Regions from separate parts of the Mus musculus genome. Here all the other regions are linked to region 1. The links are chromatin contacts, found by Hi-C or POLR2A ChIA-PET in ENCODE. All regions are on one chromosome and are shown on one strand. The core of a region is the stretch at or near the end of the contact, and the rest is flanking DNA. Distances in the headings are between cores, read along the strand shown. Region 1 holds the start of Rprd2 (regulation of nuclear pre-mRNA domain containing 2). Region 2 holds the start of Ciart (circadian associated repressor of transcription). Region 3 holds the start of Prpf3 (pre-mRNA processing factor 3).

Evidence for each region. A loop is a pair of places that touch in the nucleus more often than their neighbours do. ChIA-PET counts read pairs that join two places held with the same protein, here RNA polymerase II (POLR2A).
Region 2: POLR2A ChIA-PET joins it to region 1 with 10 read pairs in Patski. The contact joins the promoter of Ciart here to the promoter of Rprd2 in region 1. POLR2A ChIA-PET finds 5 or more read pairs at or near these places in 3 of 5 experiments (Patski and embryonic stem cell).
Region 3: a map of heart shows a loop between it and region 1 (2.4-fold over the local background). The contact joins the promoter of Prpf3 here to the promoter of Rprd2 in region 1. A Hi-C loop is called at or near these places in 1 of 37 maps with a recorded cell type or tissue (heart). POLR2A ChIA-PET finds 5 or more read pairs at or near these places in 4 of 5 experiments (Patski and embryonic stem cell).

The regions. Positions count from the first base shown.
Region 1 is chr3:95,817,281-95,821,010 of GRCm38, reverse strand. It overlaps Rprd2 (regulation of nuclear pre-mRNA domain containing 2), which reads left to right and starts at 2,058. Exons shown (of 11, transcript NM_001368178.1): 1 at 2,058-2,464. The coding sequence starts at 2,260. It overlaps Gm29948 (a long non-coding RNA gene), which reads right to left and starts at 2,131. Exons shown (of 2, transcript XR_375854.4): 1 at 1,881-2,131; 2 at 1-1,291.
Region 2 is chr3:95,880,173-95,883,902 of GRCm38, reverse strand. It overlaps Ciart (circadian associated repressor of transcription), which reads left to right and starts at 1,675. Exons shown (of 6, transcript NM_001033302.2): 1 at 1,675-1,748; 2 at 2,314-2,722; 3 at 2,845-2,920; 4 at 3,190-3,268; 5 at 3,383-3,494. The coding sequence starts at 2,378. All of the region lies in intron 1 of C920021L13Rik (RIKEN cDNA C920021L13 gene), which reads right to left.
Region 3 is chr3:95,853,826-95,857,555 of GRCm38, reverse strand. It overlaps Prpf3 (pre-mRNA processing factor 3), which reads left to right and starts at 1,671. Exons shown (of 16, transcript NM_001316751.2): 1 at 1,671-1,807.

The DNA.
Region 1 (3,730 bases), core at 809-3,308:
CAAAGTCAGTACAGTGGCTTTCAATGCCCTACATGAGCCCTCTTTGCTTCTCACCTCTTCTGTCTCTTATCTTAGTGGCTTTCTCATCCTCTGCCAGTCACACTGGCTTCCTTCTTCTTCCTCTAAAATGTTTCAACAGTCCTGGTTTAGGGACTCAGCACTTGGTGTTCTTTTGCCAGCTCTTCTTCCCTCCCCTCATATGTGCTTGGTTGCTTTTTTCTCAATCTCTTTTTAAAAACTGGATCACACCATTATTCATATACACAGTCTTTCTCCTTTAATCTTACTCCATACCTCTTTATGACTCCTTACTCCCTGACACATGCTTGTGGTTTGGTCCTGATACCAAATCAAGGCGGAGTAATTTTTGTCTGCTTTGCCATCATTTCCCTAATCCTAAAACAGTTCTTGGCACAGAGATATTAATTTTAAATGATGAAACAGGCTCCTTGCCTCAAAAACCTTTCCGTTGAGTTGGCATAATTAAAATGAAGTTCCTGTGTTCAATAGGAATACATGAACGTCCAATCTTCTCAAAAGATTCACACAGGCAGATGAGAATGTAATGGTTAATTTTTTAAAAAGATTTTCTTTATTATTATATCTAAGTACACTGTAGCTGTCTTCAGACACACCAGAGAGGGCGTCAGATCTTATTAAGGATGATTGTGAGCCACCATGTGGTTGCTGGGATTTTAACTCAGGACCTTTGGAAGAGCAGTCAGTGCTCCTACGTGCTGAGCCATCTCTCCAGCCCATAATGGTTAATTTGAGGCTGTGCTAATAAACACAATACTCAAGACTCTTGTAAACTGTAACGCACAGGGCAGTGGTGGTGCACGTCTTTAATCCCAGCACTTGGGAGGCAGAGGCAGGTGGATTTCTGAGTTCGAGGCCAGCCTGGTCTACAGAGTGAGTTCCAGGACGGCCAGGGCTACACAGAAAAACCTTGTCTCGAAAAAACAAAAACAAACCTATAACGCATTACGAAATTGTGATGTTACTACCTAGCAAAGAAGCCACACCTTGTCAATTACTCTTTCCTCGCTTCGAAGACTTTTCAGAGAAATTTTCGTTTAACTTTTATTCCCTCTTTCTAGAATGCAGTCGGTCGGCTGGCTGTGAACGGTGTCATCGCAGTCGGGCGTGTAGCATAGGTTAGTCAAGGAGTGCCTAGAGAACAGCTAACAGGGCCTGACGCATGCGCGTCTTCCCCCACTCCGCAAGACGTGCCAGCCATTTTGTCGCGTGTAGGTCCCCGATGGCGGGGTGGCAGGGAACGCAGCTGCAGCTGTCAAAAACAGTAGCCACAGAACGGTGGGCATTTCCCATCCTAGTGTGAATTAAAGGCTCCCAGGGAGCAACCCCGCCATGAAGCCAAAAGCAGGGCCGAGCACTGAACTGGGGTCTAGTAACGTCCTAGGCTCCGGAGCGCCTCAATCCTGCCTCCCCAGGTTTTCCTCCCAACCCGCTAGGCGCAGACCTAACGCGCAGGCGCACAGAGAGACGCAGCGCCTCCTCCGCCTTCAGGTCCCGACGCGCTTCTCCGACCCCCTTCCCTGATTGGTCGAATCGCAGCGCCATCACGCCCCCTCGGCCCCCGTGCTCAAGATTGAGGAGGAAGCGGAGGGGCGGGGCTTCCGTGCGCGTGCGCATTTCTTCTGCTGGTCTATTGCTGCTATTGCGTTGCAAAAAAAAAAAAAAAAAAGAAAAAAGAAAAAAAAAAAAAAGAAAAGAAAAAAAAAAAAAGAAAGAAAATTTTCTGCCTAGGTAGCTTTGGGCCTTTCCTGTGGTAGAAAATCTAAAGGCAAAGCTCTCTGCAGCCGAAGGGACGGCGGAGTAGCGTTTCGTCTTCGGTACCAAGGCCGCCCTGGGCTCACCGGAATTTGGCCAACGGGATGAGGGAAGGGCCTTAAGAGTTGAGGAGCGTAGAGGCTAAAAGCCTTAGTTGTCGGCGCCGTCGCAGGTTCTGTCTCCTCCGTAGTCGTCTCCCGACTCCCGGTTTAAACACCACCCCCGAGCCATACTGACAGTCCTCCGCGGCCGCGGCCCCTCCTCGCAGCGTGTGGGAGCCGCCAGCGCGCCCAGCAGCTAGCCCTCCTGCCGCCAGAGGAGCCTAGCGCGTGCAGCGTCCCCACCCCCTGGCCGCCCTCCCCTCCTGCTGCTTTCACGCACTCGCACTGATTGTTTTGCCCGCTCCCGCCGCCGCCGCCGCCGCCGCCGCCAGAGGACCAGAGGCGCTTGTGCAAACCGGGGAAGATGGCGGCCGGCGGCGGCGGAGGCAGCAGTAAGGCCTCCTCCTCGTCGGCCTCGTCCGCAGGGGCCCTGGAGTCTTCGTTGGATCGAAAATTCCAGTCGGTGACCAACACCATGGAATCCATTCAAGGCTTGTCGTCCTGGTGTATAGAAAACAAGAAACACCACAGTACAATCGTCTACCATTGGATGAAGTGGCTCCGGAGATGTGAGTGTGGGGGCGACTAGGAAGGGGGAGGCTGGAGAGATGGAGAAAATGCGGCCCCCAAAACACTCTGGGGTTTGCCCACCGAGCTGCTGCATTCAGTTGGGGTTCACATTAAAGATCGGGCGCGAGTGTTCCCTAGCCCAGACTCCATCCTAGGCACGGTTGCCCTGCTCTGCAGGGGGCTCATTGCTTGGAATTTTTCAGCCTCACATTTGGCGTGACCTTGGGCCGTTGGGCCTAGACCCGTAGAGATTTTCGCGTTTCCTTCCGAGCCCTGGAAGGTGTGTTGTTGATTATCCTGAACCTTCACGGAAATGGTCGCGTCCGTTTATTTCTTACAGGCCTTGACGTGTTAATGATCTCTGGGTTTCCTGTTGGCTAGTCAAGCCATGGTTTAAGCTGTCCACTTCCCTGAAATATGTTAGACCAGGCAGTGTTTTCCGCCGACGTGAAACTTGGGATATGTCTAGAAAGGGGCCTTCTCTTGATGACTGTGGGTGAAACTTGGCGTGTGTTTTAAGGAGGCTTTCCCTGGATGAATGTGAAGCAATAGGAACTCTACAGAGCTGTGAGGCGACCACCTGTTTTCCTTTTACCTGTGTTTGCAACACTAAAATACAGACCACGGGATACTGACGAGACACAACTGCGAGACTGTAATCATCATTGGTACCGAAGTATAAAATATATCCGGCCACTTTTTAATCTCCTGAAGCACACTTTACAGAATTGAGTTTGTTTGCATAGGCAATCAAAATGGGAAATGTGAATTTTAAAATATATTTATCTGTTTTAGATATAACCCCCATCTCAAGTATACTTTTTTTTTTCAACCTGTGTGGTTCTCCCCACAACACTGCTTTAATACAGAAAAGAGGTCTTCTAAAATATGAATTGTTAAACTGGGCGTGGTGGCCCATGTCGTTTCAGAGGCTGAGGCAGGAGGATTGCTGAAAGTTTGAGGCCAGCTTGTTCTACCCAGTAAATTTTAAGCAATTATAACCCCAACTCCATACATATTTATTCAAGTTGTTTGCTTCCTATCTATATAGCCTCTTGCCAGTGGTACTCAGTTAACAGTTTTCTTATTCCATGTCTGTCTTCGCTTCTATAATATTTTTTGAGTTTACTTGTTAGTGAACAAGTGGATAAAACTTCAAAATTATAGGCCCCAAATTTAAAATCTTTTGTATTTAAGACAGTTGTTCTGTGGTTCTTTGAAATATACTGTTGAGAAGGATATTCGAGAGAAAGGACAGGATTAGC
Region 2 (3,730 bases), core at 426-2,925, 63 kb before region 1:
CACCAAGATTTAGCGGCATGAAGGGCAGATTAGAAAGAGAATTACAAGGCAGGGAACCAGAAGCAGGCAGATCTTTGAGTTTGAGGGCAAGCCTGGTCTACAAAGTGAATTCCAGGGCAGCCAGAGCTACACGGAGAAACCCTGTCTTGGGGGGTGGGGTGGGGAAGGAATTAGATATCAACTAATTAGAAGGAATTATACCCTATACATAGTTTAGAGTAGAACAGAGACTATCACAGATAACAGGTTCATTCTGAGACTGTAATTCTAACTCTATTTTTGTTTCTTTTCTTTTCCTGAGGGTCCCATGTGGCTCGGGTTGGTCTTGAACTGATCTCCTTGCATCCATCCCTCAGGATTACAGAAGGCATGAGCCACCACATCTAGATTACTTATATTTTATTTGATATTGTCTTGAAATTGTGTTTGGGGAAACAGTGCTGAGGTTTAATTTAGAAATCCTTTTCCTTTTTCTAAAATAACCACATTGCTAAATATAAGTAAAAAAGCATTAGAACATATTTAAAATAACCACACGTTCTCCAAACCATGACTTAGATCCCTGTCCAACTTTTCTTTTAGTAAGACTGGGGGGGTGGGGGGGTGGTAGTGTCTGTTCTCTCGACCCTAATCAGAACTAGAGTGCCCCCTTGCGACTCCTCTGCTTCAGTCGACAGGGTCCTCCTCGCCATCGTTTCCTTTTACAGTGACTTGGTGCAAGGGATGCTAAGGTCTGTTGGTGACTCTCTAAACTCTTGACTCGCTTTTTTCCTTCCTCAACGTTTCCCCAGTTTTCTCCCAGGAACAAATAAACTGAAGCCAGATAAAGCCATAAGCTTGAGGAGCAAAGATCTACTCTGCTCTGTTCCCAGTACTGAGAATCAGAGAATTCTGAGTGAAGGGTCCGAAGGGCCCGGGGCAGAAAAGTCAGGGACAAGTTCGGCTATGACCTCTAGAATCTTGGCGGGCTGGCATCCGAGCTGGGAACGTGCGTGGCAAGTTATGTAAGAACCGGCTGGAGAAGCTGCGCGGCGGGAGCCCCGGAGAGGACGCGGTGTTCCAGCCGCAGTCCCCACCCTCCTCGCCCAGCAGGGCAGGAGGCACCCAACTTGGTGGCGAGGAGGGGAGGATGAAAGAGTGGGGAGTCACGAGGGCGAGCCGCCGACAAGGGAACGGATGCCCGGCGTCACACGTCCGTTGTCACACACGTTGCGGACACGAGTTGCTGAGGGCTCCCACGTGCTGCGCCCGTGCGCGGAGGCGCTCAGAGGGGCCCACGTCCCGAGGCGCCACCTCCGTGGCTCGGCCCCGCTCTGTACACTCCAGCCGTGCGTCTCCCGCGCAGTGCTGTCCTATTTAAGGCTATGAGCTCCACCCTTTTCCGCCCCTTCCTTAATTTTCACTTTTTTCCATCCTCCTTTTTTATCACCCGAGGAGCCGCATGTACGGGCGGAGCATGGACTGCTTCCCTTCCAGCCAATCACCACTTGGCTGCCTCTCTATTGGCCGAGCCCCCGCGTGCCGTAGCAAATGGGCTGTGAGCGTCTGCATCTAGAGTCACGTGTTGCCGGTAAGCTATCCAATGAGAGCACAAGGTCTGTGTACGCAGGGGGAGGCACGTGCAGAACCGCACGTGTCTGGGAGGGGGAAGGGGCGGGACCCACAGAGTGAGGCGGAGGTGGGTCGGCTAGACCAGCACAGACAGTGAAGAAGCTGCATACCGACCGGGGCTGAACCGACAGACCCAGGTAAGCGGACGAGAGCCAAGCGCTCTCCGGAAGACGACCCGGATGGGGTGGGCATGGAAGACCGCAGATCGGGGTGTTGGGAGGTATTGCATCACCTGGCAGGCGCGACCGTAGACTGACCAGCGCAGTGCACCTGATGGTGAAGGATGCGAAAGCGGTGGAGCCGGGTGTCTATGGGGCCGGAACTCTAGGGACCTGAGGTGGGTTCTGGTGCGCAGAGCAGCCTCTAGCGGGTGTCGTTTTTAGGTCGATAGGCTCCCTATGAGGTCTGGCCGGGAACAGCCCAGAACTGCAGGCTGAGGGGAAGGTGTAAAGTCGGTTATTCACCCAAGGGAAGAAAGGCTGTGTAGGGTCAAGAGCTCTGTGTGGGCTGGCGGTCTAGATTTTGAATGCGGCTGGAAGAGCAAGTTTTTTTTTTTTTTCCTTTCTTTCTTGTTTCTATTGAGAACGGAAAAACAATAAAACAAAGCGAAAACCATGTTACTCTGTTTAGAATGCCCCAGTCTCCCAGTCCCTTTCCTAATTCTTTGACTCTGATTTCAGACTCCCTCGCTTTGCTTTTCAGTTGCAGGTTCTGATCTTTGGTACTACGGGAGCTGCTCTTCAGCCCCTCTCCTGCTCCTGGACCTATGGATTCTCCATCTAGTGTTTCTTCTTATTCCTCCTCCTCCCTCTCCCCATCATTTTCCACGTCCTCTGTGAACAGTGACTTTAGCTTCCCTTCTGATAACGAGAGGGAGGGCAAGGGCACCCATGAGCTCAGGCCAGACACTGTGGGTCAGAGAGGAGGTTCCAGGCCCAGTCCAGGCCCTATCCGCTGCAGACATCGACCCAGGGTTTCTAGTAACCAACATACAGCACCTCATCTGGAACAGCAAGGATCTGAAGTCAAGAGATCAAGAGACGGTGAACAGGAGACGAGTCTGAACACCCAAGGATGTACTACAGAGGGAGATCTGCTCTTTGCTCAAAAGGTAACAGAAAGCAGAAAAGATAGTGCAGTGGCAAACACCTAATTGGTTGACAAGGACCTGCCAGTTACATCACAGCAGAAAAACCACTGCTGGTCTCAAAGTCTTGTGCTGTTTTTCTACAGTGTAAAGAACTCCAAGGGTTCATACGGCCCCTCACAGACCTACTGAACGGACTCAAGATGGGTCGCTTTGACAGAGGTAATAATCTGATTAATTAATTATATTTCTGGGGGTAGCCCCCCTTCTCTGAGTGAAATCTTACATTTCTCTTTGGGGCATGGGCTATTCTGTTTGCATCTGTAACTTAATTTCTTCATGTGAATTCATTTGAACCCCATCTGTCTCTGTATTTCCTTTACATTTACCTCAGTCCCCACCTCTGCTGTTTCCCTCAATGCTGGGAGTGAACCTACAGCTGAGCTGTGTACATCCCACGCCCTCTAATCACCCTCCCTCTTTCACCCTAGGATTAAGTAGCTTCCAACAGAGTGTGGCCATGGACCGGATCCAGCGCATAGTGGGTGTTTTACAGAAGCCTCAGATGGGGTGAGTCTCCCTCTTTCCTTCATTCCCTCCTCAGTATCTTATTGAGGGAGGCCTGTACAGTTCTCCCTGTTTCTTTTTTCATAGTTGACTTTTAAAATATCCTTTTTTTCACAGAGAACGTTATCTAGGAACCTTGCTGCAGGTGGAAGGGATGTTAAAGACTTGGTTTCCTCACATAGCTGCCCAGAAGTCATCCTCAGGAGGTAGCCGGCACCAGATAAGCAAGGTATGCCCCTAAAGACCAAGGGAGAGACTGGGAGAAGACCCAGGCCCCGACTGTCTGGAGAACGTCTCCCTTCCAGGTGCCTTCCCTTTTCCCTCCCAGGGAAGGGCTGTCTGTCTGACTTGGCACATTACTGTGAGTTTTAGATTTCGTCTCGATGTTGGCTCTATTCTGTTGAGATCTCACGAAATTTACCCCTGCCCTCCTGTCAAAGCTGTCTGCTTCCTGAAGGCTTTTTT
Region 3 (3,730 bases), core at 422-2,921, 37 kb before region 1:
TAGTGGCACATGCTATAGACTACCAGAAGTACTTTCTCTCTCTCTCTCTTTTTTTTTTTTTTTTTGGTTTTTCGAGACAGGGTTTCTCACCACTGCCCGGCTTTTTTTTTTTTTTAAAGATAAACTTATTTTATTTATACGAGCACACTGTAGCTGTCTTCAGACACACCAAAAGAGGGCATCAGATCCCATTACAGAGCCACTATGTGGTTGCTGGGAATTGAACTCAGGACCTCTGGAAGAGCAGTCAGTGCTCTTAACCACTGAGCCATCTCTCCAGTCCCAGAAGTACTTTCTCTTACCTAACTGCATTTGATGTCCCTTATCTAACCTCTATCCACTACCCCCACCTTTCCCAGAGGAACTGCCATTCCTTAAAAAAAAAAAAAAAAAAAAAAAAAAAGTTTTACATTTTATTTGGGGGATGTGTAGTGGGGAACTTGCCATGGTAGACAAGTATTTATTAAGTACTTAATTGTATGAGTGTTACTGTAAGTATAAGCACTAAGCGTGTGGTGGCTATTCCTGGTTATCTACTTGACTATATTTGGAATGAACTACAATTCAGAATTGGAAGGCTCACCTGTGATCCTAATCTGGAGGCTGAGATATACAATTTCTGACCTGGATCTTGGCACGGAGATCTTGAGGCATAGTGGCTATAAATTCCAGAAAATTAAGACTGGGGGATCTTTGAGTTGAAGGCTTGGTGGCACACACCTTTCATCTGGGCCACACCTTCTGCTGGAGACCTACATAAGGACATTGGAAGAAGGAAGATTCTCTCTCTCTTCTCCACCTGCTTGTCTTGTGGGACTGAGCAACTGCTAGATCCTTGAACTTCCTTTCATAGCTGCTGCTGCCCATTGTTGGGACTTGGACTACAGACTGTAAGTCATCAACAAATCCCCTTACTATACAGAGACTACCCATAAGTTCTATGACTCTAGAGAACCCTGACTAGTACAAAGCCTAAGTTAACTTTTATGAATACGGTAGATGATACTACAAGTACAATAAGGAAAAAAAAAAGAAAAAAGAAAAAAAAAGTGGGACTCTAGAGCGTCAAGTATCAAAATTAAATAGGGCGGCCAGAAAGGCTTCTCTAAGGCTAATTTGAGCACAAACCCGAAGTAGAGTGGAGTGCAAATCTTGTAGTTTTCTTAGTAAAGAGCCATGCAAGGCAGAAAGCGACAAGCGAGAAAGTAGTCTGGTTTCTGAGGCTGAGCTAGCAATTGGAATACTGTTATCCCTAGAGGTTAGGAAGTGAGGCAGGTTTTGGTGTTTCATTGGCGAATGGGAAGCCAGGGGATAGCTCTGAATCTGTTCTTTTTTGTTGCCTGGTCTCTGGTATCGATTTTAAATTAGGGAGGCAAAGTTAAGGGAGGGCAGCTAATGCTAGAGATCACAATTTTTTTTTTTTTAAACTAGAAAGGACACTTTGAGTACGAATGTGGACGTCCTTGCTTTTAGTTCTAAGTGATAATCTTAGCGCACTAACTCTTTGGACCCGAGGGAATGTGATGCCAACCGATTTCTGCTCCGGGAAATAATGCCCGAACTAACGTTGGCATCGCTCCGGGACAACCCGCGGACTAGGCTTTAGGATCCCGCGGCGCGTGCGCCCCGCGGCCGGCACCTTGATACCGCGGCTGCGCAGCTGAGGCCCCGCCTTCCGTAGTCACGTGCCGTAGGGACCGCAGCGTGGCGGTGTGTGGCGGTAGCGACGGCGGGCCGTAGGGCAACCGGAAGGTTTCCGGTTCCGGTGTAACGTTCGGGCTCCGTCTCAGGGGCTGAAGTTTGTGAGGTGAGTAGTGGCCCCGCGCCCGAAAGGCTGTAGCCTTCGGTGCGAGCGGCTGGACAGGGCGGGAGTGCTCGGCGGGAAGCAGGCTGGGAGGACTCCCTGGTTCTGTCCGGGGAAGAAGTCAGAATGGGCTGGCTGAAGGCAAAGGGCGGGGGCGGGAAGCAGCAGGGTGGGCAAACCTGCCCTGAGGTGAGGAGTTAGCGCGGACTCGGTGGGGCCGGGGCCAGGTGGGAAGATAGCAAAGACCGGAGCATGGGGTTCCAGGGGCTTGTAGCGTAGAAAAGTAAGGAATCCCTTCGGAAGATGAGATTCTGCTACCTGCTCATTCAGAAGACAGCGTTCTGCCTCCCTCCCCTTCCCCTTCCCCTTCCCCTCCACCCCCCAGCCCCCCACCGACGCTGACGCCCCCTCGCTATTAGAGTTGAACATCTGGTTAGTGACAACTCTACTGACTGAAACTTTCTTATCCATTGACTGTTTCGTTTGCACATTCGGGTCGAATTTGAAGACATCCATTTGTTAGTATATTTCTTGAGCTTACATCCAATATGCTTAATATGCTTCACCTATTACTCTGGATTTTGAAAATTGCTTAAACTTTCTAGCCTATTATTCAATTGTAGTGGGTTGTAAGTCCCATTAACATGAGGATTCTTGGCTGTTTTGTTCACTGCTGTGTGTGTCCTTACATGCAGTAAGTATTCTGCTTGACAAGAAATAGTAACTTAAGTATTTATTGAATGGAGTGTTATACCAGATGTCTCATTTTCTAAGATAAGTATACTGAGGCTCTCGGGAATTAACTTGCTTTCCTAAGGGCTTATGAATGGTGGTGCTTACTATATTCTATCTTAAATGGGCTTTCTTCTCCACTTTTAGTGCCTGTGGTTGCTTTCTTTTTGATAGGCAGTATACTGCTATCTCATGATGGCCCAAAAAAGCTATCCCAGGATTATTCATAAAAGTTGTCACTGAGAAACAGCCTTCCAGATTCATTCAGATGTATTAAATACTGTGTATTGACAGATCTTATGAGAGAGAAATCTGTCAAGAATGTAGGAGCTAATTAGACTGCATCTTTTTTTTTTTTTTTTTTTTTTTATGACAAGGTCTCATGTAGCCACCGGTGATGTTGAACTCTGTAGCCAAGGCTGGACTTGAACTCCTGATTCCCCTTGTGCTGGGATCACAGGCTTGTATGATCATTCTGAGGTTGCATTTTTTAGATGTCTTTAAACATCTTGAAAGAGTAATTCCCAGATCATACTAAGATGCATGGCAGTGCTAAGAGGAGGTCTTATGGGAAGTTGAGGTCGGTGCAGTCAATAGATTGACATGCAGCCATTAGGAAGAAAATCAGAAATTAAGTTATCTTTATGCTGGTGAAGATGTTGAGATTTAAGATTACCCAAATGTAAGCATGAATAGTGTTGAAATTTTTCTCCAACTGTGTTAAGTAATAAAAAAATCATGTTGGTGTATAGAATACTTACCAGCATGAATAAAACTACAGAGAAAGGTGACAGCATTCTTAAGGATTATGAGATTTAACACAGGAGGACTGACTTGAATAAACCCTCTTCTTTGAATCCGTTAGACAAGTTTTAGGTCAAAGTTAGGTTAGAGAATGGCTTCCAGAGCAGAAGTTGACTTCTAGATTGACTCTTCAGATGTTCTGTTTGCCAGTCTTTTGTGTGACAGGGTCAGAGTTAGAACCCATTCCTCAGATTACGTTATTCCTAGTTTGTTCATTCTTTAGATAGCAATGATGACTGATGCTGAGTTAGAATTAAAATATCAAATGAGTGGGGCATGGTTGTATGCTCCTAGAATTTCTCACTGGGCAAGTGGAGACAGGAGAGTTGCCAAGTGTTGAGTTCTGTATGAGCTACATTGTAAGACCGTATCTCAAAAAAAAAAAAAAAC